5 separate regions of the Mus musculus genome follow, and all the other regions are linked to region 1. Evidence: chromatin loops called from intact Hi-C (ENCODE). Cell type or tissue: left cerebral cortex. All regions are shown on one strand.

The links. A loop is a pair of places that touch in the nucleus more often than their neighbours do. Peaks named below come from ENCODE experiments on the same cell type or tissue, not always from the same donor. Only the 100,000 strongest peaks of a DNase experiment are listed, where the experiment ranks them.
Region 2: it touches region 1 in a loop (14-fold over the local background); 8 of 42 quality-filtered maps call a loop at or near these places.
Region 3: it touches region 1 in a loop (10-fold over the local background); 2 of 42 quality-filtered maps call a loop at or near these places.
Region 4: a loop joins it to region 1, with 2.5 times the contacts of the local background. A loop is called at or near these places in 6 of 42 quality-filtered maps.
Region 5: a loop joins it to region 1, with 5 times the contacts of the local background. A loop is called at or near these places in 22 of 42 quality-filtered maps.

What each region holds. Positions count from the first base shown.
Region 1 is chr16:5,200,144-5,205,143 of GRCm38, forward strand. Nagpa (N-acetylglucosamine-1-phosphodiester alpha-N-acetylglucosaminidase) reads right to left here and starts at 3,869. Exons shown (of 10, transcript NM_013796.3): 1 at 3,754-3,869; 2 at 3,198-3,656; 3 at 1,231-1,370. The coding sequence starts at 3,839. In left cerebral cortex, a CTCF peak has its summit at 2,712 (motif pointing right); DNase peaks (open chromatin) are centred at 2,761, 3,366 and 3,860; H3K4me3 peaks cover 1,604 bases; H3K27ac peaks cover 1,120 bases.
Region 2 is chr16:5,465,711-5,470,710 of GRCm38, forward strand. No RefSeq gene overlaps it. Among named protein-coding and RNA genes, the nearest start is that of Gm41416, 16 kb to the right of the region's middle. In left cerebral cortex, a CTCF peak has its summit at 2,131 (motif pointing left); a DNase peak (open chromatin) is centred at 2,087.
Region 3 is chr16:5,532,095-5,537,094 of GRCm38, forward strand. No RefSeq gene overlaps it. Among named protein-coding and RNA genes, the nearest start is that of Gm41416, 51 kb to the left of the region's middle. In left cerebral cortex, a CTCF peak has its summit at 2,925 (motif pointing left); a DNase peak (open chromatin) is centred at 2,977.
Region 4 is chr16:5,048,388-5,053,387 of GRCm38, forward strand. It overlaps Glyr1 (glyoxylate reductase 1 homolog (Arabidopsis)), which reads right to left and starts at 1,523. Exons shown (of 16, transcript NM_001079814.1): 1 at 1,419-1,523; 2 at 363-399. The coding sequence starts at 1,456. Ubn1 (ubinuclein 1) reads left to right here and starts at 1,670. Exons shown (of 19, transcript NM_026666.4): 1 at 1,670-2,394. In left cerebral cortex, CTCF peaks have their summits at 1,488 and 2,133 (motif pointing left); DNase peaks (open chromatin) are centred at 929, 1,573, 2,074 and 2,567; H3K4me3 peaks cover 3,554 bases; H3K27ac peaks cover 1,518 bases.
Region 5 is chr16:5,251,404-5,256,403 of GRCm38, forward strand. Eef2kmt (eukaryotic elongation factor 2 lysine methyltransferase) reads right to left here and starts at 4,553. Exons shown (of 8, transcript NM_027446.2): 1 at 4,438-4,553; 2 at 1,622-1,684. The coding sequence starts at 4,533. It overlaps Gm15983 (a long non-coding RNA gene), which reads left to right and starts at 4,560. Exons shown (of 3, transcript XR_003951974.1): 1 at 4,560-4,608. In left cerebral cortex, CTCF peaks have their summits at 3,077 (motif pointing left) and 4,508; DNase peaks (open chromatin) are centred at 3,104 and 4,604; H3K4me3 peaks cover 1,262 bases; H3K27ac peaks cover 914 bases.

The sequences.
Region 1 (5,000 bases):
GCACGTGTGGCAAGCACTGGATCACTGAGCCACATCCCAGCTCCACCTCCAGTGAGCTTCCATGCCACAGCCAGAAGCACTTCATGTGATCTCAGTCTCCAGAAACTTCTATGTTGGTGGAAGGATTTCACAGGCCTTGCCTGAGGCCCCAGGCCTCACTTCTGTACTTGTTCACCCAGCAGCTACTCTCTGCCTAGGGCCTTGAAGGCTGCCCTGAGCCTGGGAACCACAGGCCTCTGCCCTGAGTTCTTCTGATAGCTTGTTCCTTTGACTCAAAGACAGCCTCTTGAGTCTCCCTCTCCCTCTACACTATACCCTGAATAGCCAGATTCCCAGGACCAAAGTGTCCTTTTCCACCACCCCAGTATTTTCCACTCTGGAGGTACGTCAGAGGATAACCCTGGGTGTTGGTCCTCAGGTGCCACCCACTTTCTGTGTGAGACAGGTCTCTTGTTAGCTTAGAATATCACCGTGTGGCCGTGGATCTGCCTATCCCTGCCTTCCAGCTCCATCCCTGGGAATGCAAGTGTGCATCCCAGCACTTGGCTTTTAATGTTTCTTTCTGGGGCTCCAACTCAGGTCCTCACACTTTCAAGGCAAATACTTTACTGACCAAGCCAACTCATCAGCCCATCCCCAAGTGGCCCTTGACCTTGAGTGTCCATCAGAGTCACCAAGGGAGTGCCTGCACACCCAAGTTGTTAGGATTTAACCAGTGGTTTCTGGATGGGAGGTATAGGGAGGGTGGACTCATGGCTCTGCATTTATGACAAACTCCTAGGCCATGTGGAGGCCACCATACAGCAAATCTGCAGCACTTTCCTCATACCTGTGCTTCTGGTCCCCACCGGTCCCCTTTCTCCTGTTTCTTTCTTGGCACTTGTCACAATTTTCCAGCTTATTGCCAAGGATTCTCCTTCTATATTCTACATAAGACTGAATCCCTAGGACTCTCACCATAGTGCTAAACAGTAAATAGCTGCTCAGTAAATGTTTGGGAACACTAAAGAATAACCCACTCACACTGTTCCTGGGTCTGAAGAAAGCTGATGCTGAGGGCTGGGAAAGTGGCTCAGTGGGTAAAGTGCCTCCCATCACACTTAACAGTCTGAGTTCAATACTCAGGACTCACATGGCGAAAGGAAAGGAGCATGCATGCACCCGCTGCATGCACAAAATAAACAAATCAAAACCTAATACAAATAAAACAGAACACCTGTGCTTCCTGACCTGTCTCCTGTGTCTCGTCACACTCGATGGCTTGGCTCTCGTTGATGTAGATGTTTCCATTGCGGATGAGCCACACGACTCCGCTCAGCAGCTGCACGAACGGATTCACGGGATCCAGAACCTCCTCCTCAGACAGGTACCTGGAAGCGGGGAGGCAGGAGGTTCACTCATTGGCAAGAGCAGCTTTGGGTACCAGGGGCTTCTTGATGCTCATTTTTCTACAGTCTTCCTGATCCTGAAATTAGCATCTGTTAGACTCTACTGCCCTGGCTGCTTAAGCAAAAGTCAAACAGCCAACTAGACAAAGCGTCTGTCAGCACCAGCCGCCTGGAGCTCCACAGACACTTGGAGACAACCACACAAAGACTTCAGGTTCCCGAAGGCATAACCTCAGCCAGGCCGTTTGAAATGGTTTGTGCCAGATGACACTGCAACTATTCCTACCTTGGCCAAGAGAGCATATCCCCTGATAGTCTAGGAGGACTTTGTTGTGATGCATGCTAAAGAGGCAAGGCTGTGATTGGTGCAAACACAAACCTTCATTTGCACTGGAGGTGTGCTGTGATTGGCACTGACACCCCTTCTTTGGATATATAGGCAGGTGTTCAGTTAGTTCAGTTGGAGTGTGAGCTGGAAGATGCTCTCCTGTGTGCCTACACAGGAAATAAAATTCCTCCTGAGCTATAGCTATGACACAATGAAAGAACCTTCTTCTCTTGCCATCTTTAGTAACATGTGCTGACCTCATAATAAAAGAAGTAGCAGTGAGCTACACATGGACAGGATAGGCAGCTGTTTGGCAGTTAACAAGGGAGGATGGGCTGGAAAGACAGAGCATTGGGTAAAAGCCTTCCCACCACACATGTGAACCTGCGTTCAGATCCTCAGCACCCATGAGAAAGCTGGCTGGAACAGCACACACTGTAGCCTTAGTGCTGGGGTGGGGTGGACAGAGGGAAGCAGGAGGGCCCTGGGGTTTGCCGGCCAGCCAGGTTAACTGAACCAGTGATCTCTAGATTCAGATTTTGTGTTAGAAAATAAGATGGAGGAAAAGAGAATAGAAGACATTTGAAATCAAACTCTGGTCTCCCCTCAGGCACACACAGATGCACACACATTTAAAAAAAAAAAGTAGGAGGTGAGCAGGTCAGTGGACCATTGTAAAGGAGCAATAGGGGTACTGAGACAGTGATCATGACAACAAGTCTGGAAGGGAGTCCAAGAGAGGAGCAAGGGAGATGGCTGGAATGTAGAGAGGTTGAAGGACAGAGCCAGGGAAGAGAAACTGCAGGCGCTGGTCACTGGCAGAAGTTTTAGGATCTGTGAAAACCTAAGATCAACAGTGGTGACACTGGCTGATGTTGAAGGATGAAGAACCAGATACATGGGCAGGCCCAGAAATTGCAACCAAGGGCTGAGAAGAGTTGGGGAAAGCCCACTTCCCAGCCTTGGCAAAAAACGGAACCTTGGAAGAGAACTGGAACACCAGATGGCGCTACCTTCTACTCCTGCCTGCCTGCTGTCAACTCTGGCTGCTGTCAAATTTCAAGAAACACAGAAACTTCCAAAGGCTGCCCTCAACAAGCTCCTTGTCTAACCTGGATTTTTATCAGGACAGCAAAAGGCCTCCAGCTAGCTGTCTGGGACTGCTCCATAAACTCTACACTATTTCCAATTGGTTCCATGGCTTCGTTGAACACGAAATGTTTCTCTAATACTACACAAAGTTCACTAGGGCACAAACTGTGTTCAGGCTCACGGTCGCCTCCCCAAGTCCCCACACACGGCCTGATCACAGATTATTCAGTGGCACATGAATAAACTTAAAGGAAGGAAGGTGTCAGCGTCATTACTCGGAAGAAGAAAGACAGGAAGTTTGGTTAGGGACCTGGACTCGGAGGCATGGCTCTGAAAGAACATCAGAGACCCTTTGCCCTCTACAGCCCCGGGGCTCCCTGCCTCCTCACCCGGTGACTATGGTTCCATCGCGTCGGATACCGAACTGCGCGTTCTGCAGTCCCCCTGAGCTGCTCACCAGCCGCCCGTCGCTCACCACGTTCCCCAAGCACTCGCCAGTGCTCATGCGGAAGAAGCCACCGTTCTGAGCGATGCGGCAACCGGCCGGGACGGCTGTGTCCTCCACAGTAGCGCGGCGCTTCTGCGCGCAGCCCCCGGCTCCTCCGGGCTCCAGCACCGAGAAAGTGCGTAGGGGATCGGCGACCCGCGTCAGGTGGCCGGCCACCGCGCGCCCCTCGAAGTGCGACACGAAGGTGCGCACGGCCGCGTGGTGGCTGGCGCCGGGGTTCGTGGGTGGCGGAGGCCAGCTCTCCTGCTCTGGGCTACCTGAGCGCACCCGGGCGCAGTCTCGCGAGGGACGTCTGCGCGCTAGTGGGTAAGGCAGCAGCAGGTCATCGTCGCGGGAAACCCTGCAGGGACGGGGCGATCGTGAGGTCGGAGGGCTGTGCCTGAGAGCGCTCAGGAAAGGTGGACCCCAGCCAGGCTGGCCCCGGCGGCTGCACTCACCCGAAGCTTAGGCTGCACCACGCCACCCCGAGTAAGCCGAGCAGCGCGGGTATGAGGAACAGCCCGGGCCCCCTGGGCGCCGCCATATTGGATTGGTGCTCCGGTCACGTGGGCTCGCCCCACGTGATTCCAGGCCAGGCTGTTGGGTGCTTTGATTACGCATTCGAATTCCATCAGAGAGGGTAAGGCTGGAAGGGAGATAGATAGCTTTTTATTCTCATATTATGTCAAACTTACAGAAAATTGCAAGAACAGATGCTGGGCCTGTGTAAGTCTGTACAGAACTTGCTTCTCGTGCTTAAAGCCCTAGTTCCTTCTGTGTTGCACAAACCAGAAGTGGTGGCCCACGCCACAACCCCAGCATTCAGCAGAGGCAGGAGAATCGGAAGTTAAGAGGTTGGCTATTCTTGGCTAGTTAGTTAGTTTGAGACCAGTCTGGACTACTTGAGACTTTATCTGAAAGACAAGAAGAGGAAAAGGAGCCTAGGGGGTAAGAGGAGGAAAAGATGGAGGAGGAGGAAGAGGAACTTTTAAGAGTGAAGCTCGAGGCCAGCCTGGTCTACAGAGTGAGTTCCAGGACAGCCAGGGCTACACAGAGAAACCTTGTCTCGAAAAACAAAACAAACGAGAGAGAGAGAGAGAGAGAGAGAGAGAGAGAGGCTTGCAGCCCACTCGTGGTGGTGCACACCTTTCATCCTAGCATTTGCTAGACCTGTCTGACTGGATTAACTCTTGTGTTTTGGGTAGCTTGGTTTATCTTCGTTTTTGTTTAATTTTATTTTTGAAGCAGGGTCTCTGATTTATAGGTAGGCTGGCTTGAAATTCAGTGTGTAGACTGGTCTAGAGCCTCTTGCTTCTACCTAATCCCCAAGTGATGGGATTAAAGGCACAGGTCCCCAACCTGGCCCTGTTTTGGGTATCTTAGAATGACAGGTCTCCACTCTTTCCTCCTCTTGACCAGAAGAAACTAGTTTTCCTCTAGGATATAGGAACGACTGGCGAGATGGCACAGCACATAAATGAACTCGCTGTGCAACCTGAGATGAAGACCCTGAACCCATGGAGAGGAGGAAGAAGAGAATTGGCTGTAGAAAGTCTGATCTACATGTGTGCACCACTGCCTATGCACCCACTTGTATCTCACACACAGACCATAATAACTGACTGACTCAAGCTTTCAGGTGACAAGTGTCCTGTGTTATAGTAAGTCCCGAGCCTGGGATCCTCCTGGCGAGTGTCCCCTTGAA
Region 2 (5,000 bases), 270 kb after region 1:
AGTGATGGTAGTGATTACCTTAGTGATACTTACGGTGGTTGTGATTATTATGGTGGTGATGGTGACAAGGTGGGTGTGATGAGGGTAATGATGATGAGTTATGGCAATGATGATGTTAGTGGTGATGGTGGTCATGACGATGGTGGTGGTGGTGGTGTGCTACATGTCATGGGGTCTTGGCAAGTATGTTTCCAGGCAAGTTCTCTTCTGGAATTAGCCACACTTTTCCATGTGACTATGCTCGGGCACATTGGTGTGCCCTAACTCATCCATAGTCAGTTGGTAGGCAGCAGAGCCAAGCATGGTACCTAGCTGCACATGGTACTGCAGCTTCATGGGCAGGACATGGAGGTGGCTGTGCATAAGTGCATTATGGGGTTGCCACGGTGAAAGCTGGCGTCATTCACCTTTATCCCCTGAACCCTCTCAATGACTGTGCCTGATTGCTCCCAAGTTTCTGCAGACCGTCATGTGCTCAAGATAGAGGAGAACAGAAAATAGACACAGTCATCCTAAGGTGCACAGCTTACTTCCACAGGCTGGGCCCTGGGATGAGTTAAATTCTGACTTAGACAGGTGGGCTATAAGAACATTTCTGGGTGGTGTGTGTGTGTGTGTGTGTGTGTGTGTGTGTACATGCCTGTGGTCTCAGTTCTTGGGAGGCTGAGGCAGGAAGATAATGAATTTGTGTCTAGTATGGGCTACATAGCAAAATCCAAACCACACTAGGCAGATTTGGACTCACATTCAACTTTAGCACTTTGTGGTCTTGGGCAAGAGGGGGTCTTGGTCTTTTCTCTCAGTGTCTTTGACAAGTGGTGACACCAGCACCTGCTGTTTTGGATGAGAGCACAGCATCTTTGCCACTGGCTGGCATTGCTGTTTGTCACTGATACATCCTGAAATCTGTACCTTCTGGCCAAGGATCTGAAACCTGCCTGGGTTCTCTTTCATGACAGAGAAATGTTCTCACTGTTCCAGCCACCCTGCTGTGGGGGATTTCCTTGTGGGGACAGAGACAAAGAGGCCCAGTTGCTTCCCAAGGTTACACAGCTGATTTGATGATGAGCTGGACACGGAGGTCAGTCTGGACTCTCCAACCTTATCTTGGTTTTTATACCAGGACCTGCAGGCCCTCTTGGCTCTAGAAGTGCTGACTGAGAGGATGTCTCACAGCTGGAGCAGCTGGAGGGAGGTCAGGCTCAGGGCAGGTCTACTGCATCCTGCTGAGGTTTTGTGCTGTTAGCCAGCTGGCCTTGAGCTGTGGGCACTGACCGGGGTGTCCAGTGTTGCAGGGTCAGGGATGTAAGGGACAGGGGATGTGGTTGCTCACCTTCTGTGGCCACATGGTGCTGCAACTAGGTGTGGCCTAATTCACTGTGGTGACAAGTTGCCTGTGAATGGGGCTAACTTGGCTCTATAGTAGTCATCCACTTATACCATGTGTGCTGTGCTTGTTTGTGTGTCAGTCCTCACTTCCACCTTATTTCAGACTGCATCTCGTCATTCTCTGCATACGCAAGGCTAGTTGGCCTCTCTTGGATCCCCTCCTGCCCCCTCCCCGGAATGCCTGGGTGTCACATGCACGCTCCCATGGCCAACTCTGCATGGGTTGCTGGGGATCCTTACACACTTGTGAGACAAGTGCTTTACCCAGTCCTGGGACAAGCCCATTTGACTTGTCCAAGTCATTAAGTCCTCACAAGACTCTGTGAGGTCATTGGGGCCACCTCCCATAGAACAGCAATCAGCAATGACGAGTTGCTCACCTCCGGTGTCCCAGTGCCAGAGCAATGATTTGGAAGCAGATTGCCCTGCCTGTTAACTACGTGTCCCCCCCCCCCCCCTTGTGTGTGCTGGGACTTCCAGAGGTGAGGAGGAAGAATGGAATGTTGCTACCAGGCTTTTTCTGAAAGAATTTCTCTAGGGTGCTGACAAAGGTGAGTCTTCAGCTTGTTACAGGGCCTACTCCAGGGCTGAAGCAAGAGTGGCCAGCTTAGCTCCCAGGGCCTCTCCTCTACCAGCTCTTAGCCTACAGGATTCTCCAGTTTTGAATTCTCTGGGAGGCCAGATCAGTCTAGTCCCTCAACCAGAGCCGAGTTCATGGGGCCATAGCGCCCCCTGCAGGCTGTGAGTAGAGGTACAGCTACACAAGACTTCATGACTAGTGTTTGTTTGTTTGTTTTTGTTTTGACTTGTTTTTCTTCTTTTAAATCCAAAACAAATATTTGTATAGGTAACGAACCCCAAGAGGACAGCCTAAAAGATTTCCATAGAACAGATGCACACTGGACACAAGAACTCTTGCCTAGCAGTGGGTCCCTTGTTCCCTGGGATCCATAGAAGTTTGGTTCTTGGACAGCCATAGGTACACAGACCCAAAGATGTGCCAGTCTCTTTTATAGAAAGTTTCAGAGTTCCAAATAATCCCCACATACCCACCATTTCCTACACCATCTCTAGATGCTGTATAACTCCTAGCACAGCAATGTGAATGCCTGCCTGCCTGCCTGTCTGTCTGTCTGTCTGTCTGTCTGTGATGGATTGTTTAGTGAATACTGATGATTCAACAATTTAAGTCTATATAAGTAAGCAAGTATATTTTCAGTGTGTGGCTGGTTTCATCAACAGATGTAGGATTGGAGGCTCTGAACCTGTGGATTTGGAGGTCAGTGGTGTTTTTCAAGAGCCATGGGCACTTTACCCTTGCCCGTCTTCCTATCCATGGAGTCACCAGTGATGTGTGCTTTCTACCTGACTTCTTCCATGAGAGATGGATATGTTCACCACATCGCAGGCACCCTCATAGCTGTGCCAACCTGGTCTGTAATAAACCTGAAGGTGCCCATAGGAGCACGGGCCCTGCTAGTGTGTGTCAAGAAAAGTTTTATTGGAACGTGGCCACACCCTTATTTCCACGCTCGTGTGTCTGCTTTCACATCCTGTGAGCAGAGCTGATCAGGCGTGGCAGGCACAACAGAGCTTTGTACAGTAAGAGCTTGTCCATGAATGCCTAGCTTAGGCAATCCTTGTACCTCAGGGCTGCAATTCTGGGTTTCACTCCTGCCTTGGTTTTTTCTTCCTTCAGACAACCTCCCAGCATCTTGGAGACTTTTTGTTGTTGTGACAAAGCTGGGGAATGACAACTGAAAAGGAAGGGATTTCTTGTGACTCTTGGTCACAAAGGTTGCAGCCAGTGATCACCTGACTCCATAGAGTCTGAGAGAGCCAGAGGAAGGGTGGGACTGGAGAACAAAGGGGTTGAAGAGGTCAGCTCAGGAACTTTGGAAAATTTCACTGAACCCCTCTCCTCCTGGAAGAAAAAGTTCATAGAACACATAGGTACCCCTCTCTTCTGGGAGAGGCATTACATTCCTCAGACCACAGTGGGGAGCAACCTGCAGATGCACCCAGAGCACGTAGACACATTCCTCAGGGCAGATGGACTGTCCCTCCCTCCCCTTCCGGACAAGGAAAGCCCTTGCTACCTTATTCCCTAAGACCAATCAGTTTAAAAGTCACACTGTTCTGCTAATCATATTGTGCCTAGTGGCTGTTGTTCTATTCTACCCCTGAAAGCTGTATAAAAACTGGCCAAATGGGCTGCCTGAGGTCGCCACTTCTCCTTCTGGTGTAGGATGACCCCAACACATTGGAACAATAAATTCTTCTTGCTTTTGCATCAATCCCTGGCTCTGAATTGTCCACTCGGGGGTTCCCAGTAAGCTAAGGCTTGTCAGAGTCTTACAGAGTGTCCTCCAACTGGACAGGAGGCAGAAGGAAACAGAATGGGACCACAGGAGAACTCTCAAAGGTCCAGTCCCTCAAGGCTCCACAGCCTCTCCAAATAGCACCAGCACCCTGAGACCAAGTGCTCCAATGTGAGCATAGGGTCCACTCCAGACTCACCTCACGGGCCCTTTTCCTCCCCCTGTGGAATTCCTGTTCTGGAGAACATGTCTACCTAAGACCTGGTGGAGCTTGAGCACACACACACACACAGTGGGGGGAGAGAGAGGGAGAGAAGGGGGGAGTAGAGGGAAAGGGGAAGGGAGGAGATGGAAGGGGGATGAAGGGGAGGGAGAGGGGGAGGAGTAGAAGGGAAGGAGGAGGGAGAGAGAAAGAGAGAAGGGGAGAGAGGAGAGAGAGAAGGGGGAGAGAGAGGGAGAGAGAGAGGGGAGAGAAAGAGAGAGAGAGGGAGAGGCAGAGAGAGGGAGGGGAGAGCGAGTGCTGCCTCAGTTACCTCAGTTGCCCCTCTCCCTCTATTGGTTGGTGTTTCCTGGCACTGATTAACAGTGTTGCCCAGGCATACCCAGGCTGGACAGATGTAATGGGAATGGTCCATGAGTGACAACTCAGATCTGGCAAGATGGATGGAGCTGCCTGGCTTCCCCCCCCCCCCCCCCCCCCGAGTGAGACTAGGCTGAGCGTCGATGCAGCAGTGTGTTCTTTTCTGCTCGTTAAAGTTTAATGTCTGAAAACAGCTCCATTGCCTCTACTGGAGACCCTGAGCACACTTACAGGTAACCACACCAGAGACTGATTAAATCTTTCCCTTTGTGCTAGTTTGAGGGAAGATGTTTTTGCTACCATAGTCAAAATACAAAATGAGCCACCCTGCCATGTTTGTTGTTGCTCCAGAGCAGACAGAGGGGGCAGAGCAGAGGAGCAAGGAAATAAAAAGGGATTTACAAAGGCAGGTGTTAAACAGGCCTCTCATGAGGATTCCAGAGGGCTTCTCTTCATGGGGGACCTGGGGCTGGCCCCAGCTTGGGGACAAATGTGTCCTTGTTTAATTTATAATCGGGGACTGGGTGAGACATCCCTGCCAGAGCAGCACAAGGAAGCTGAGCCTGAATTTTGTATGCACATGTTCATTGTGTGTGTGTGTGCTTGTGTGCACACGCACACGTGTGTAGGTCAGAGGTTGATGCCCCATGTCTTTATCCATTGCATTCCACCTTATTTCTTGAGACAGAGTGTATCAGTGAATCTGGAAC
Region 3 (5,000 bases), 330 kb after region 1:
ACATTTCAGGACCCCCGGGGTGGTGCCAGTCATGTCTGAGGTGGCATATCTTCTCTCTTCAGTTTACTCAATCTAGAAACTCATAGAGGTGGCCAGCGGCTTGTCTCCTGGGTGATTCTAGATCCTGTAAATTCATGATCACTGTGAAGCACTTCAGTGGTATAAATGGTTATGAAGGGGAGCTCTGAGCTGTGATGGGGTTAGGCTCTGAAGAAACCAGCTCAAGTTGCAGATGTCTTCAGTAGAAGATACAGTTCATACACATGACCACCAAAGATCATAGCCTAGCCTAGCCTACCCTGCCCTAGCCTACCCCAGTTTCTCTGGGAACACAGGCATGCCCCCACAGCCAGGGAAGGTCAGCCACCACCAGGCCTGTTTGGCAACCAGCTGTTGACTAATCCTGGTAATCAATGAACTGTACTGAAAGGGAAAACTGGACTGTTGCCTGTGGGCAGTTTTGCATCACTGGACGTTTGAGAAAGTCTCCAATCAAATCCCCACAAGCTGTCGACATCTGAGTTGGTCATCGGAGGTTGAAGAATCCATTTCCTCAGTGCTTAGAAGGGTGCTAGCATTTCAGCTGTGTTTGTGGCAGGTGGTGTAGCCTGAGGTACTTCCCAGCAAGGCTGATGTGTTTTTCTGTGGGAAGGGAAGATGTCATGGGTCCCCTAGTTCCTCTGCTGAGCTTGGAGTGTGGGGCTTGCTGGGATTTCCCCTATGAAGGCTCAGGTTCCTCACCTGTTTCTTCTTCCCCAGCCCTGGTCTCTACAGAGTTTCTGGATGAAAGGGCCTAAGCTTTGCAACCTTGGTTGCTGGCAGCGTGTGTTGGGCCAGCCACTAGTAGCAGGCCACGTACCTCATGGATTTCCAAACGGAAAACATGTTTACTCTTTGAGCATTCTTCCCATGGACTCCATCGCCTGCAGACAGGAATCTAAGGACTTTCAGGTATTCGTACCTTGGGGGAGGACAGTACAAGTGTAAGAAGATGCATCTGTGTATTTACTGAATGGATGATTGGTACAGCAAAAATGCTTTGACTAAAAACACCGATCTCTCATACCCATCAATAAGGCATTGTTTAAGCAAATTGTGTGCATTCATAAAAACTAATTCCAAGCTGCCGCTAGGATTCTCTGGTGAGGATTTATGTTTATTGGCTTGGAAAGATGCTCATGACATATTGCTGAGGAAGAAATACAGAATCTATCACATGGTTGCATTTGCACACAATTATATTCATAGATTTCTGCTTGCTCCGAATGCTGAGAGAGATGTCAGCAAGGCAGATGGGAAGCTCGGCTCAACAGAGGCTTTGTGCATTTTTTCTTTGGACTCTTATTACTGTTTTTCTTTTTTTAATTTTTTTATAGTGGGTAGTTATTTTCCTTAGTCATAGCAGTAGTAATAATATTGGTGATGTCTTTTATTAAACAAAGCAGCTGCTCTAAGTTGGGAAGGAGGCCTTCCAGAACAGCTGATGGTATGGAAGGATGGCTCTTGGTTGTCCTGTTAATATTGCCATCCTTTGAAGAAATGAAATGGAGGATTATGAAGCCACATTGTGGTCTTTCAGTGGGCAGTTGGTCCTTGTCTGCCCCAAGAGGCAGGCTGCCTATAGCCTTGGCAATCTCTCCACCAGTCTCACACACCATTGTGTGGGAGCAGGCATCTCTCCTCTCTGACTTCAGCTTTTGTTGTTGTCACTGCCTCCTGGAGGGGCGTCTCTCCTGCTCTGGGAATAAGAGGATGGGAATGGTGGCAGCCATCATGCATGGCATGCAGGAAGGAGTTCTCAGTTTTGTAAGCTTGTCTCACCTGTTTCCTTAGACAGTCCAAGCATGGCATGGGTCCCGTGACCTTGTACTGTGTGACTTTCCCTGGGGAGATGCAAAGACACACGTATTCACTCCAGATGGATCACCCACAGCCCAGAGAAGGAGTTTGTGTGAATTAGTTACTCACCACTGGGGCACAATGCGTGGCAAGAAGCAATTTAAGGTAGGAAAGGTTTCTTCTGGCTCACACTTGGAGGCAGCACAGTCCGTGCTGAGGAAGGCATGGTGGCAGGAGTGAGAGGCTGCTGACCACGCCATGGCTGGGGGGCCCAAGCACTTAAACATAGGAGCCTGTGGGGACATATCAGTTCAAACCATGGGCAGACGCATGGGTGACTCAGAAGATCCTGGGTCACTGAGAGTCCCCACCTCGGCATGGATGGATGGCTTGGGAGATTTGGGGGAAAAGCTGCCCCTTTGGTAAAGTTTTCTGCACTGAAGAGTTTCAATCTGGAGGAGCCCATCTTCTGCCTCCTGTGTGCTGCATGTGGCAGCAAGGCAGGGCCAAGTGCAGCTGGGGTGTCAGGTGAGGGTCAGGGTCCTCTCTGCCTTTGTGTGTGTGTGAATGTTAACAGCCCCATCACAGTTACCTTAGACCTAGATAAAGCTATTGCTCTGTTTATTTCATTGCCATGACTACAGGCTGTGGGATCCTGGGAGGTCACCGAGGTTCCTCCTCAGAACCGGTCTCTGGCACCTGCTGATAGGGCAGACTTGTGCACATGCAAGCACAACAGCCAGACACTTGCATCGGTGGTTATTTCCACTGATTAGAGTTTAATACTGGATCCAGCCCTACACCAGTGAAAAGGACCTTGAACTTGGGCCCACACTGGCATCCATGCACACAGAGACTCCCCCACCCCTAAGATGCATGCAGCCTTCTCCCTCCCTTGGGATCAGGTGTACAGCTTTTTCTTTTCTCACTAGCAGAAGCCAGACCCCTGTTCTTCCTGATACTGCAGCCCACTCTTCTTTTCTTCTGGAAGTCTTCATTTCCTGCCTGGTTTCTTTGGTCAGGAGGCCCCATGCCTGCAGCCTCAGCAGCAAATGAATATTTAATGGAATGCTGCCACCTTTTGGAATTTAGCAAAAATGATCTCTGTCATTCAGAGGGATGCGGGCGAAGCTCTCCTTCCCGTGGGTGCACCTGTGCCCACGCATCCAGCCTGTTTCTTCAGGGAATTGACTAAGGCTGGATTCTCTGAGGCTGGGGGAAGAGCCAGGTTCTCTCAGCAGGCAGGTGTGCCTGGCATTTCCATTCTCACTTGTAACTTCCACAAACGCTGCTTGTCAGGCTTGTGCCCTAGTCCATACACCAAGAGGCCAAACAGCACAGAAAAAAAAAATGATGTCCTGGTTCCCATGGTGTTTCAGCTTTCGCCAGTAAGTTTCCAAGGGCTTCAGCCTGCCTCTGAACTGACTCTCAGATCTCTGTTACACCACCTGTGCCTAGGTGCAGAATCTGGTAGGCGTTTGTTTATAGACGTCAGTCAAATGGCAGTTGAATCGAGTCCTAGGCAAGGCATACTGAGGACCTACCTGTACTCAGCAGGAGGAACAAGCATGGTTGATTAGTAATGCCTGTCTTGGATTCAGGAAGGGAAAAAGGCATCGGAGTACTCTCAAGGAAACCAGTCAGCACAAGGTACTGCACAGCTCTTCCCTCACTGACGTTCTTCCTGGACACTCCCACACATGGCTACCCTTCCATTCCCAGCATCCTCAGCACCCGCACCTTGCTTTCCTCAAATCCGAAGTCAGCAACGCTCAGCTCCTCCTCCCTTGAGCCCCAGCTGAGTCCAGCATAGCAGACCAACCCTACTTGTTAGGCAGAGCCTCTCCACGGGAGCAGATTCTAGCAGCCCTTCCTGATGAAACCAGGGGACCGTTGCATGCAAGCTCTTATGTCCCAACCTGGACCCCATCCTGTGGCTCTGCAAGCTTGTCTCCTTGCCTGTTCTGGTCTTCCATGCTCCGTGCACCATGCTGGGGTACACCCTTACTGCAGACTATGCTTAGGTTACCTGTCAATGTGAACTCACTCTTTAGCTATGACTGTGGGAACTTCAAGGCCATCATAATAGAAAAGATGGGTCGAAGGTGACTGCTTGATACCTGGGGCTGTACTGATCCCAGGCATGGAGCCATGTCCCATCTCCCCTTCCTCTGTCTTTTCTTTCATTTTCTCATCTCTGCCTTCTTTTTACCTGCAAACTCTATCATTATTACTGGGATGTTCAGATGAGCAAGACCTAAGCCCTTCCTCAGAGAACAGTGATGAATATAAAAAACACGTTACCCAGGCACAGCTAGCTGCTTCTTAGCTGAGGAGGAGTCCAGTTGTCACTGAGAGCACACACAGGTTGTCTGGGAAGGCTTACTGGAAGAGGGGGCAGGGCCTAGAAGAGTAAGGGGAGTCAGCTTGCCGCTGGCCAGGGCTGGGGGTTGGTGGTGTGTGGGCTCTACACAGGGGGCACTGCTGCTAGCAGCACGGGTATGGATTCGGGTCTCCCTGGCTTCAGCTTCTTCCTTAACGTCAGAAGCCAGATTATTCTGGAGCTGGCCAGTAGGGACTGAACTTGGAGTTTCTGCTCGGATTAGTGTGGGGTCCAGTTTGAAGGCACTGGAGTGCCATTGTCTGACTGGCACTTCAGAGAGTTCCGGGGACTTGGAGGAATCCTTGCCCCTCTTGGGAAATGGCGGTGCTGTAGGGTCACTGCTCAGTCCCCCGGGCTTCTGGGCGAGCCGTGCCTCTCATTGCTAACACACCTTTCAGAGCCCCCAGCTTTGCGGAGCACTGCTGCACGCACGAGATAAAAGCATTAGGAACAGAAGGACAAAGCAGATACTCGAGGCGCGGAGACCCGGCAGCATCAAATCTGCCCCTTCAAATGCCACACATGATTTTGTGCACACTGTTCTGATTAAAGCAAGCCAGGCTCGTGGGGGGAGGGGCTCCAGTCTGCTGTCCTGGTGACCATCCTTGCAGTTGCTGTCTTACCTCTGCCTGATAAAAGGGTAAACCCATTTAGCCATCCCCCTGAACCTCTGAGGATGTCTATGCCCAGTGGAGACATGTTCAGATTGATAGGTTTTCACGACTAGCAGTGTTAGACTGTAAAGCAGTCTTTCTCTGACAGTGTAGGTAAGAATTAT
Region 4 (5,000 bases), 150 kb before region 1:
TTTAAACTTAGTTGGGACAAAAATACTTTAGCTTTTCACTAACCTACATTTAGACTTCCCTCTTCCTGGAGAATCTGTTTCTTCATCCTTAGATTTTAGCATGCTACATTTTGATTACAATTGATTTCCAAGATAAAAAACCAACCAATTTCACAAGCCCTCTGACTGAAGTGATTACCTCATATTTAAACACTCTGGTTTATGCTATAACTTTCAAAACCGACTGATAACTGGAGGCAAAACACTACATTTTATCAAAATGAGCCCATTTTAAGTCAGTGTTAGAGAATGGAGGAAATTCAACATGTTAACCCTCTCCCTTAGCTTCAACTACCTTCTTTTAAAACCAACAATGCACTCACCTTTCCTGGCCAGGGAGGATACCGGCCCAGTTTCCCCCTAGAGAAAATAATACAAACAGTCAGAACTTGCCCTGGAAAAGCCAGTCCATCTCCTTCAGCCCACTCAACAAGCAATCTATGCTTCTAACTCTAGGCTGAACAAAAGGGCCAGAACAAAAGCAGGCAAACCAGATGGGTCTTTCACAGCTGGGCTCAGGGCCCTCACATATTACATACAAAACTGTATATATATATATATGTGTGTGTGTGTGTGTGTGTGTGTGTGTGTGCCTGAGATCTGTGCACTCTTCCCGAGAAGGAACATAGAAAAACAAAACCATCAGGACGTCACTGGTCTGGTACCTCCCTGGGAGAGTGTTGGAAACTTCTCTCTGTAAACACAGACTTCCCTAAGACTGATTTAATTCACCCCATGATCGGCTTTCCTTTGACAAATGATCATGGAAACCTTCCTCTAGGTAGGGAAACTACGCAGTTCCAAGGAGACAATGGTCACTCTTGGTTTTGGCTGTTGCAGGGGACACAAGGAACAGAACGAGAGGCACTGGATCACCGCCTAGCCATCATTTGCAAAGGAGAAGTCACCCTCCCCTCGGTTTCTTCATGGGGCAGCGCCGGGCAGTCGGATTTCGCCACCTGGAACCAAGCCTCGAGCCCACGTCTGTCCCAACCGAACGCGGGTATGGACGGCTCTGTCTCTAGCAAGGTATCCTCTCCTGCTTTGAGAGGAGGTCCGGAGAGACCCTGGGACTCCACGCCACGCCAGAGTTCTCTGCAGTGGCAGCTGGAGCCAGAGTTCTAGAGCCGTAACCCTCCCCTGGGATGGCCTCAGGGTTCAGAGCAGGGACCGCCGCGGCCCCTCTCGGCCTCGGTCCCCCGGGGACCGGACAGCCTCTTCCGCTCAAGCGTCGTTCACACCGCGGCGGCACCTCCTCTTCCCCACTCTCCGCCGTCCGGAGTGCATAATAAAACTACTCCTGGGCCAGCTGGCAACCCTGCGACCAGGAAAAGCAGCTTCGCGCCGTCTTTCGTTCAGCGCTGGTCGCCAGGACTCACCACACCAAGTCGCCGAGCCGCAGACTCACAGCCGCCATCTTACCACCCAACCACCGCCGCCGCACGGGCAGCCGGGAACTTCAGGTCGCCGCGGCACCGCCCATTGGAGTTGGCCTGACCACGTGACGGGTGTTTGCTGTCATCCGCCTAGCGGATGCGCTGACGTCACCGCGCCGCGGCCGTCCATTGGACTGCTTGGAGGCACGTGACTTGAGCGCCGCGCTCTCAGCGCGTCGAAGCCCAGAGACTCCAAGCTCCCGCCTCCCCCCTCCCCTCCGGCTCGTGACAACGAAGCATCCGCGGTCCAAAGCAGCGGCGGCGGAGGCGGCGCGGCCGGACTAGCGCGAAAGGGAGCCGACTGTGCTGCCCGCTCGCTTCCGGGACTCTAGACTCATTTCCAGTCTTTCCCGCTGCTTCCGTTACGGCTGTTAGGCAGGCGCGGGCCCCGGGCCGTTGCCGAGCCTGAGGTCCCGGGCGGATAGGTGTTGGAGTCCGGTTGCTGCCCTGACTGACCCTGGCGCGGCCTGGAAGCCAGTCTCGGTCCCAGCCCGGGGCAGAAGAGGCCCCGGTTGCCCGCGAGCCCGCGCTCGGGGCGGGAGCTCCAGACTGCTGAGGAGCGCCCAGCTCGACAGTCGGCTTCCGGAGCGGCGTCCCCGCCAAGCGTCCTCGGCGTCGCCCGACTTGTTTTCTTGGACGTGGACTTGGCATATCTCGGCTCCCCCCGCTGGCTGACAAGAGAAAGCGGCAGTTTGTCGAGAGGCTTCCTTCCCGCGGGCTGGGGAGCCGGCCATGGGCCGCGGCGCGGGCCCTCCGCGCGCCCGCCTGCAGCGCTCGGGAGCGGGCCGCTGAGCCGCGCCGCAACCCGAGGGTCCCGGGCCGGCATGAGGACCACCACGGGGGGACGTCTACGGCCCGCGTCGGCTCTGGGGACAACGGTGAGCGCCGCGGTCTGGTCCAGCCTCCCGCGTTAGCCTTCGTAAGTAGTGTGACACTTTGCAAGAAGTTTTGACAGCTGGAAGACAGGTGACAGTAATGGGAACTGGTACCTGCCGAGGGGCAGGGCGGCTGCCCTAAGTTCCGTAGACCGAGTTGAAGCTCGACTTTGAGCAAGAAAAGTCTCACACCCAAGAAAAGGCGGCAGGAGTCTGTGTCAGGGTGGACTTAACTTACAGCTGTACTTTCTGAAGTCAACGCCTGCTCGGAAGGTGACGGGTTCACGCCCCTTTCCCCAAAGCAGTGTCCTTGTAGAGGCTTTGGTTGTCAATTGCTCTGAGAGATGGTGTGGTGGAGAAGCTGGGTGGTTGACCCCAGCTTGTTTTTTCTTTGGAAGAAGTACCACATTTTTCAAGGACTGTCATTTACATTGTGTGTTAATTAAACACGAACTGACCATTTAAAGTGTATTTAAGATTTCATAAAATTTGACAAATGTTCTTAATTTAGAAATTAGAGTTTTCCAGGAATTTAAGAATATTGTAATGACTTGTCTTTAAATGTAAATCTTTACAACTAAATTTAGAAACAATCCCATCAAAGTCAGGAATAGAACAAAGGATACATTGTCTAATGTCCTGTAATTCTAGTTAATGAAATAAGACAGGAGCCGAGTAGTGGTGGCACATGCACTCAGGAGGCAGAGGAAGGTGGATTTCTGAGTTCGAGGCCAGCCTGGTCTACAGAGTGAGGTTCCAGGACAGCCAGGGCTACACAGAGGAACCCTGTCTCAAGCAAACAAACAAACAAAAGAATGAAAGAAGACAGGAAACAAAAATAAATATAAAATAACCTGTCATTTTTGTAGGACTTTGCCTTTCAAAATAAAAAGGGAAAGCCATTAAATAGGGAAAGAAATTAATGAAAAAATTAGCATACAAGTTTTTCTGTTTTTTTTTTGGTAGTCAGTTCAAAAGTAAATTAGTTAAAAAGAATGTATTTATGATAACAAAAACATAAAACAGTCCCTAGGAATACCTGGAAATAGGCTTTTGCATAATATGTTTTTTGTTTTGTTTTGTTTTGTTTTGTTTTTCAAGACTTTCTGTGTGTAGCCCTGGCTGTCTTGGAGCTCCTTGTGGATCAGGCTGGGTTCCATCTTAGTGCTGGGACTAAAGATCTGTCCACCACCACAAACCCATAATCCCATAATTTGCTTTTTAAAGAGAAGAATTTTTTCCTGTGTGGCATACTAATATTCAAGTCATTCGGAGTATTTAAACCCTACTTTGTGGTTTGTTTTTTTTTTCCTTTTTGTATTTTAGTTGGAGATAAGCTCTCATGCAATCCAAGCCTCCTTCTCCTTGTCCAAGAGTGACTTTAAACTTAGGATCCTCCTGCCTCTTCCTTCACAGTGCTTCTATTACAGCTATATATTACCATTCTCATTTTAATTTAATCCCAGTGTGTGATTTAATTGAATCAGGGCCTCCAGTGTGCAAGGAAAGCACTTTGCTGAGTGACATCCCCAGCTCAATCTTAGTGTTTTTGTTTTTGTTTTTTAAGATTTTATTTATTTTACGTATATGAGTACACTGTAGCTGTCTTCAGACACACCAGAAGAGGGCATTGGATCCCATTACAGATGGTTGTGAGCTACCATGTGATTGCTGGGAATTGAACTCAGGACTTCAGGAAGAAGAGTCAGTGCTCTTAACCACTGAGCCATCTCTCCAGTCCCCATTCTTTGCTATTTTTAAAACTTGTAAGTTTTCATTAGTGTTTTATTTACAAATTTAAGAATTTATGGGACAAAAAATTATGTGAGGGTCTGTAAGATGGCTCAACAGGTAAGGGTGTCTGCCTCCAAGCCTGAAGACCTATGTTCAATCTCTGGAACCCACATGATGAAATGAAAGAATTAACTCCTATAAGTTTTCACACACACACATACACACACACTCACCCACACTCACATGAATGCTTGTGAAAATAAAAATTACTTAAACTTGAATAAAACTTAGAGACAGCACCAGGTTAAACAGGTTAAATTTTCTTAAACAATCAACTCTTTTAAATCAAGTTATTTAAATTCTCTAACATGTTTTAAACTGTAGTTTTTTTCTTAATTCTCAGGTACTTCTTTCTTGACTTGTTTCATATTTCTTTTGTTTGCTTGTTTGTTTCTTCTTCCAAGACAGGGTTGTTTGTCTGTGTATCCCTGGCTGCTCTGGAACTCTGTGTAGACCACGCTGTCCTCGAGCTCATGGAGCGCCACTGCCTCTGCCTCCCGAGTGCTGCATGCTGTACCATCTCCCAACTACTTCATGTTTCTAAAGAGGTAAACTTGCAAACCTTGGAGGAAGCTCTTCCCAAGGTCATAAACAACTCATAAATTAGTTGTATAAGTACAACTTACGTTCTTTTGTGGACTTTACAACTTATATTTTCTTAAGCATTTGGAATTAAATAAGTTTAACATGGACTTTAACATATATTATTATCTTAAATGTTTCAAATGCCCTAGTCCTTAAATATGATCATAAAACTTCACCAAAACCTGACTTCTAAGAGTTAATAGGTGGGACTAGAGAGATAGCTCAGTGGGTAAGAGCACTGACTGCTCTTCTGAAGGTCCTGAGTTCAAAT
Region 5 (5,000 bases), 51 kb after region 1:
TGTCACAGAGGGGTCACAATCCACAGGTTTCGAGAACCATCGTTCTAGTCCCTGTCTGGGCTCTAATCATTGCTCCCTTAAGGCCTTCAAGGGCTTCCCACTGAGGGCTCATTGGTGGATAACTCCACTAGATCTTAAAGGAGCGTGCTGAGTTTGGTTGGTCACCCATGGGAGGCTGTGAGACAAAGCCTGCCTGCCTCCCCCTTCATCTTTCTGATACAAGATAGCTTAGACTGAATCTGCATTGGCCCTGGCTCAGCATAGAATTCCTGGTCTAGGCTCCTAGGGTGGGCTCAGCTGCTAGGTTGTCACAGGATTTTCCCTCTCCTATTGCATTAGGGCAGTGGGAGGCCTGTGACAGGACAGGGAAAAGGGAGGTGAGCTAATAGTTGCAGAGACAGGGAGCATCTTGGGGGGGGGGGGGGGGAGGAAGATGGCAGTAGACGTGAATCATCATAGCTATGACCAGCCACGGGTTCTTATATCATAAAGGTTAGAATATTGGGATAATTTGTCCAATCTAGGTGGGCAGCTTTTGTCATTATCAATTGGTTCTGAAATGATTGTATTAGAATCTTGTGTACTGAGAATTTATTGGTACATAAATCTGACTGGTTAACTAATAAGCACTGAGCCTTGTTTTTACCAGATTACTGGGTATTAAACCATGAGGATGGCGGGTCTATTTGGTTACTGGAATGTGGGACAGAGTTGGTGGGACCCAGCCAAGAACATAGTGTTGTGGCCCACCAGTGCTGGTACTAGAGCAGGAACGACGTGGCCCGGCGGGGCTGGAGAGTTAGCGGGTTGAGAGAAGCAGGAGCACGGAGAGTTGGTGGAGTCATTTTGTTTTTTTCAAATATTCCCCGCAACAGCTAGGGACAAATGTCTTCCCTGAATTTGTATTCAAACATGCTCCTTCTGGGGAGGAAGATTACAGTTTTCCCTGCTGAAAGTCACGACCCTCAAGGTTAAGGCACAGGACATGGTGGTGTGGCTTGTCCAAGAGTAGGCAAGATGGGCTCTATTATTATGCAAAGAACAACATTTCAAAGCAGTTAACTAATGCTGGAAACAGTCATATGTCACCTGTCATCTCTGGTTCAAGACTTCCCAGAGGGTGTGGGGTGGAGAGATGGCTCAGTGGTTGAGAGCACTGGCTGCTCTTCCAGGGGACCCAGGTTTGATTCCCAGCACCCATGTGCTAGCTCACAACTGCCTATATTCCAGCCCCAGGGAATCTGACACTCTTTTCTGGATTCCAAGGACAGTGAATACATATATTTCTCTGTCTCTCTCTCTGTCTCACTCTCTCTGTGTGTCTCTGTCTCTCTCTCTCTCACACACCAACCTAAAAGTTAAAGCCATCTAGAAAAAAATGGCATAGTATCGTTCCATAGAGATAAAGCCTTAAAAAAAAATCTCCTAGCTTCCCTCATCTCGTGCAGTTTAAATTAGAATTTGAATTTCTTATTCATCCACTAAAACCAAACATCTGTCTGTAGTGCTATGCCTATGGGTAATGCCAACACAAGTGCTGTTTTTGTTCTCTGGACACTGGTGTTTGGAAAGGATACTGGCAAGGCTTGGGTCTGCTGTCTGGGGATGTTGGGGCTCTTACCCTCTGCAGAATAGCCAGCAACAGCTCAGAACCCGAGGGGTCCTTTAGTTTTTCTTCTAGGCTCTGTGAGAGAGAGAGGAGAGAGAGAGAGATCATCTCAGGGACATTTTCTCAGCAACAGTACACTCCTGTGGAATATTCCGGTAAACAGTATAATCCTAGGGGCTAATCCTAAGTAGAAGCCACCAGAGGTGAACTTGCTCTAATGTCACGGGCCACATATGGCTGAGTATGAGAAGACCGTGTCCCGATTCACATCAGATGTGGCTGCCCAGCCAGAAGTCATGGGGTCATGGCAACTTTGGGGCTGAGCTGGTAAGCTGGGAACAAGTTACAGCGTAAAGGCCTGAGATCTGCTCTCTAAGCTAAAATGGAGACTCAGATGTGTGGTGCCAAGCCTGAGGACGGCATCTTTGACACAGGGACTATAGCTACAACTCCAGTCAGGCAGGTATGTGACACACAGCAAGCCACTTTATGTCAATCAGGTTCTCTACAATCTGCCTTGACCCTTTTCTGAGCACAGCTATACAGTGTTATTTCTGCTCCCTGCACTGTGGCCACAGCAGCTGGCTTGCTGCTCTTAAGCACGGCAACCATGTTTCTACCACAAGACCTTTGCTCCCTCTTCTCTGAGACCATCCCTGGGGCTTGGGTAGCAGTTCAAGTACCTCTTTGGGGAGGCCTTTGATGACTCTACTTTGTTTGTCATTTCCTTGTTTATTTTTTCATCCGTCTGAGACAGGGTCTCATCTTGTAGCTGGGGCTGGCCTCTAATCCACAGACTCTCCTGCTTTAGGACCCCAAGCTGTGGTTATAGGCATGAGCTGCCACACATGGTTTTGCCTGGTGTCTTCTGGTTCCTTACTGTTTTAGGGCTGGCTTCTCATGTGTTATGATGTGCCCTGGTGTGCAGCTCATGGACGGCATTCAGTAAATACTTACTGACCCAGTAACTGCTAGGAGGCACTCAGTGCACTTCCACAGTCAGGTGGAAGTCAGGGTTTGTACCCACGTACTCCCACAAAGTGAGATACAGGAGGGGCTGCCAACAGTATACAGGAGCAACAGTAATCAGGCGGTTAAGTCCACAATTCGTGTTCATGATAGTCTTTAGGTTCTTGGTAGAAGCGCTCTTATGTTCATTCTCCTATACATAAGCTACAGTTTGGGGGATGGGGCAGTATGACTCCCTAATTTGGAGCTGTGGGACTCTCCCTTTCTACCTTGGTTGCCTTCAGCAAAAGGATTGTCAGTCTGACAGCTTATACCAGCCTTGGCTGCCTGAACACTCCATAAACACCCTTAGACAACCAGACCTGATTGTCATGACTGCTGAAGCTGCGGGCTCAGCCGGGGCTGTTTGAAACTTTTTGCTGTTACAAACCTGGGTGTACAGTGTATTGCTCTGCACTCATTTCCTGTGGGACAGAGGGGAGCACGCCCCCTAGTGGCGTAGCGGAAGGATGGCTGGGATGGAACAAGAGGCAAAGCCGTGATTGGTTCAGACACCTACACAGCCTGCTGCTGTGGTCAAAGAGGGAGTAGACTGTAAGGAACCCTCCCGCGCTACCTCCTGGGAAGAGTCTCTTGCCTACTTTAGTAGTGCGGGCTGCGGGGGTAACAAGGAGAAAGCAGACCCAGTCAAGGCTCAACAGTGGACGGCAGAATTGTAAAAGCAGACAGGCTGGCCATGGTCAAGAGCTAATGAATCCGCACTTCCAAGACCTGCACAAGAGCTGTATGTTTCTAAGGGCTGCTGCCAAGGGCTGAAGAAATCCAATACCTTGGCCTGCTGGGAAGCTCGCAGCCAAAAATGTCCTAAGAACTCCCGGAGGGCCAAGGGCCCTACACTCAAGAAACCTGCAATTACTGGTCTTGTCTGCCTACAGCCGGCACAGAAAAACACAGTCAGCAGAGATCAGCACTCCCAGAACTTTTTGTCTATCTATGATTTCTAGCTGGGCAAAGGAAAAGAAGTCCAGCTGTTTAGTAGCAAGAGGCTGCTATCATTGTATCCTTTACTGTATTAATTAGAAATGATGGCACAGAGATGTAGCCTCTTGTAAAGTCCCACAGCACACAGGGGGTTGAATTAGAACTATAAGCAGGAAGCTGGCCTCCCCGGCCAGAGCTCTGATTCTTTCCTTCTTAAACTCCTGGTCAAATGGAGTGACCACAGACGCCAGTGCTGTGCACTGTGGGTGACCCTGAGCAAGTACTTAGCACAGCACATGAACTATTATTACAGTTGACATTGAATAAGGACTTATATGTTATTCGGGTTTCGTTTTGCGTTAAGACCAGAGATATTTTATGTCGATGAAATAATACAACTACCCAAACCACCCAACGAAACCGGGTAGACTCTGGAGGAATACAAATCTATAGTAACTCATGCCGGTGAGCTCACCGCACAAGAGTTAACAGCGAGGCACGCTCTAAAGGATCCTCGCGTCCGAGCTGCAGGTCCCCAGGCCACAGGGAAGCACCATTTTCAGTCCGAACTCCCTCTGAGACGGTTCTGCCTGAAGCCTGCCCTTCGGATGGGGACCTGGCCTCCTTTTCAGGAGAGCGCGGCTCTTGCCATTTGAAGACGTTTAGTTTTTCAAAGTTGTTTTGCAGTCGCCAAGATGACCGATTACTGGCTTAAAAGTTGCTAAAATAATCCAGCCCGGTTCGTGACCCTGTAAACCCTGCCGGGGAAGGGCCCGCCTGCCTCCCCCAGTCCAGCGGTGAGCAAAGGCGGCCCGAGACTCCCGGCCCCGCCGCCCGTGGTGCTCGACCCTGATACCCGCCGCACGCCCGCCGCCCACCTGCCAGGGAAAGGAGGGCAGCGCGCGAGCCGCCAGGAAGCGGCGCTCGAAACTCTGCAGCAGAGACGTGGCCCCCTCGTGGTCCTCAGGCGCCATCGCGGGGCAGGGCCAGGGTTGCCTGGAAACGGGCGGAAGCGAGGCCTGAGACGGAGGAGGCGTGGCAACTAGGAGGTAAGATGTGGGCGGGGGCTAGTCTATGTTCCGGCCCAGGAGGCGGGGCAAGATGGTGCCCGCGGGGCGGGGAGTACGGTGGGGCAGGGTTAGAGGCGGACCGGGCCGGGTTGGGCCTGACTGGGGAGCGTTTTAAACAGTTCCTGGAGCTGGAGCTGGCAACTTGGAGGCGAAGCCTAGACTGGCTTGGGGGCGGGGCTCAGAGGGCGGTCCTTGGCAGGAACTGGGGGTTGGAAGGTGGGCCCGAGCGGGAATGGGGGTGGGGCTGAGATTGAGGTTGAGCAACTCTTAGCCGGTTGTCTTTGGGTGGTCTGGGGCGAGCTCAGATCAGCCGGGGGCGAGGCTAGGGTGGGTCTGCCCTCGAAGTAGCCGAGGAAGATTTTTGGAGGGGT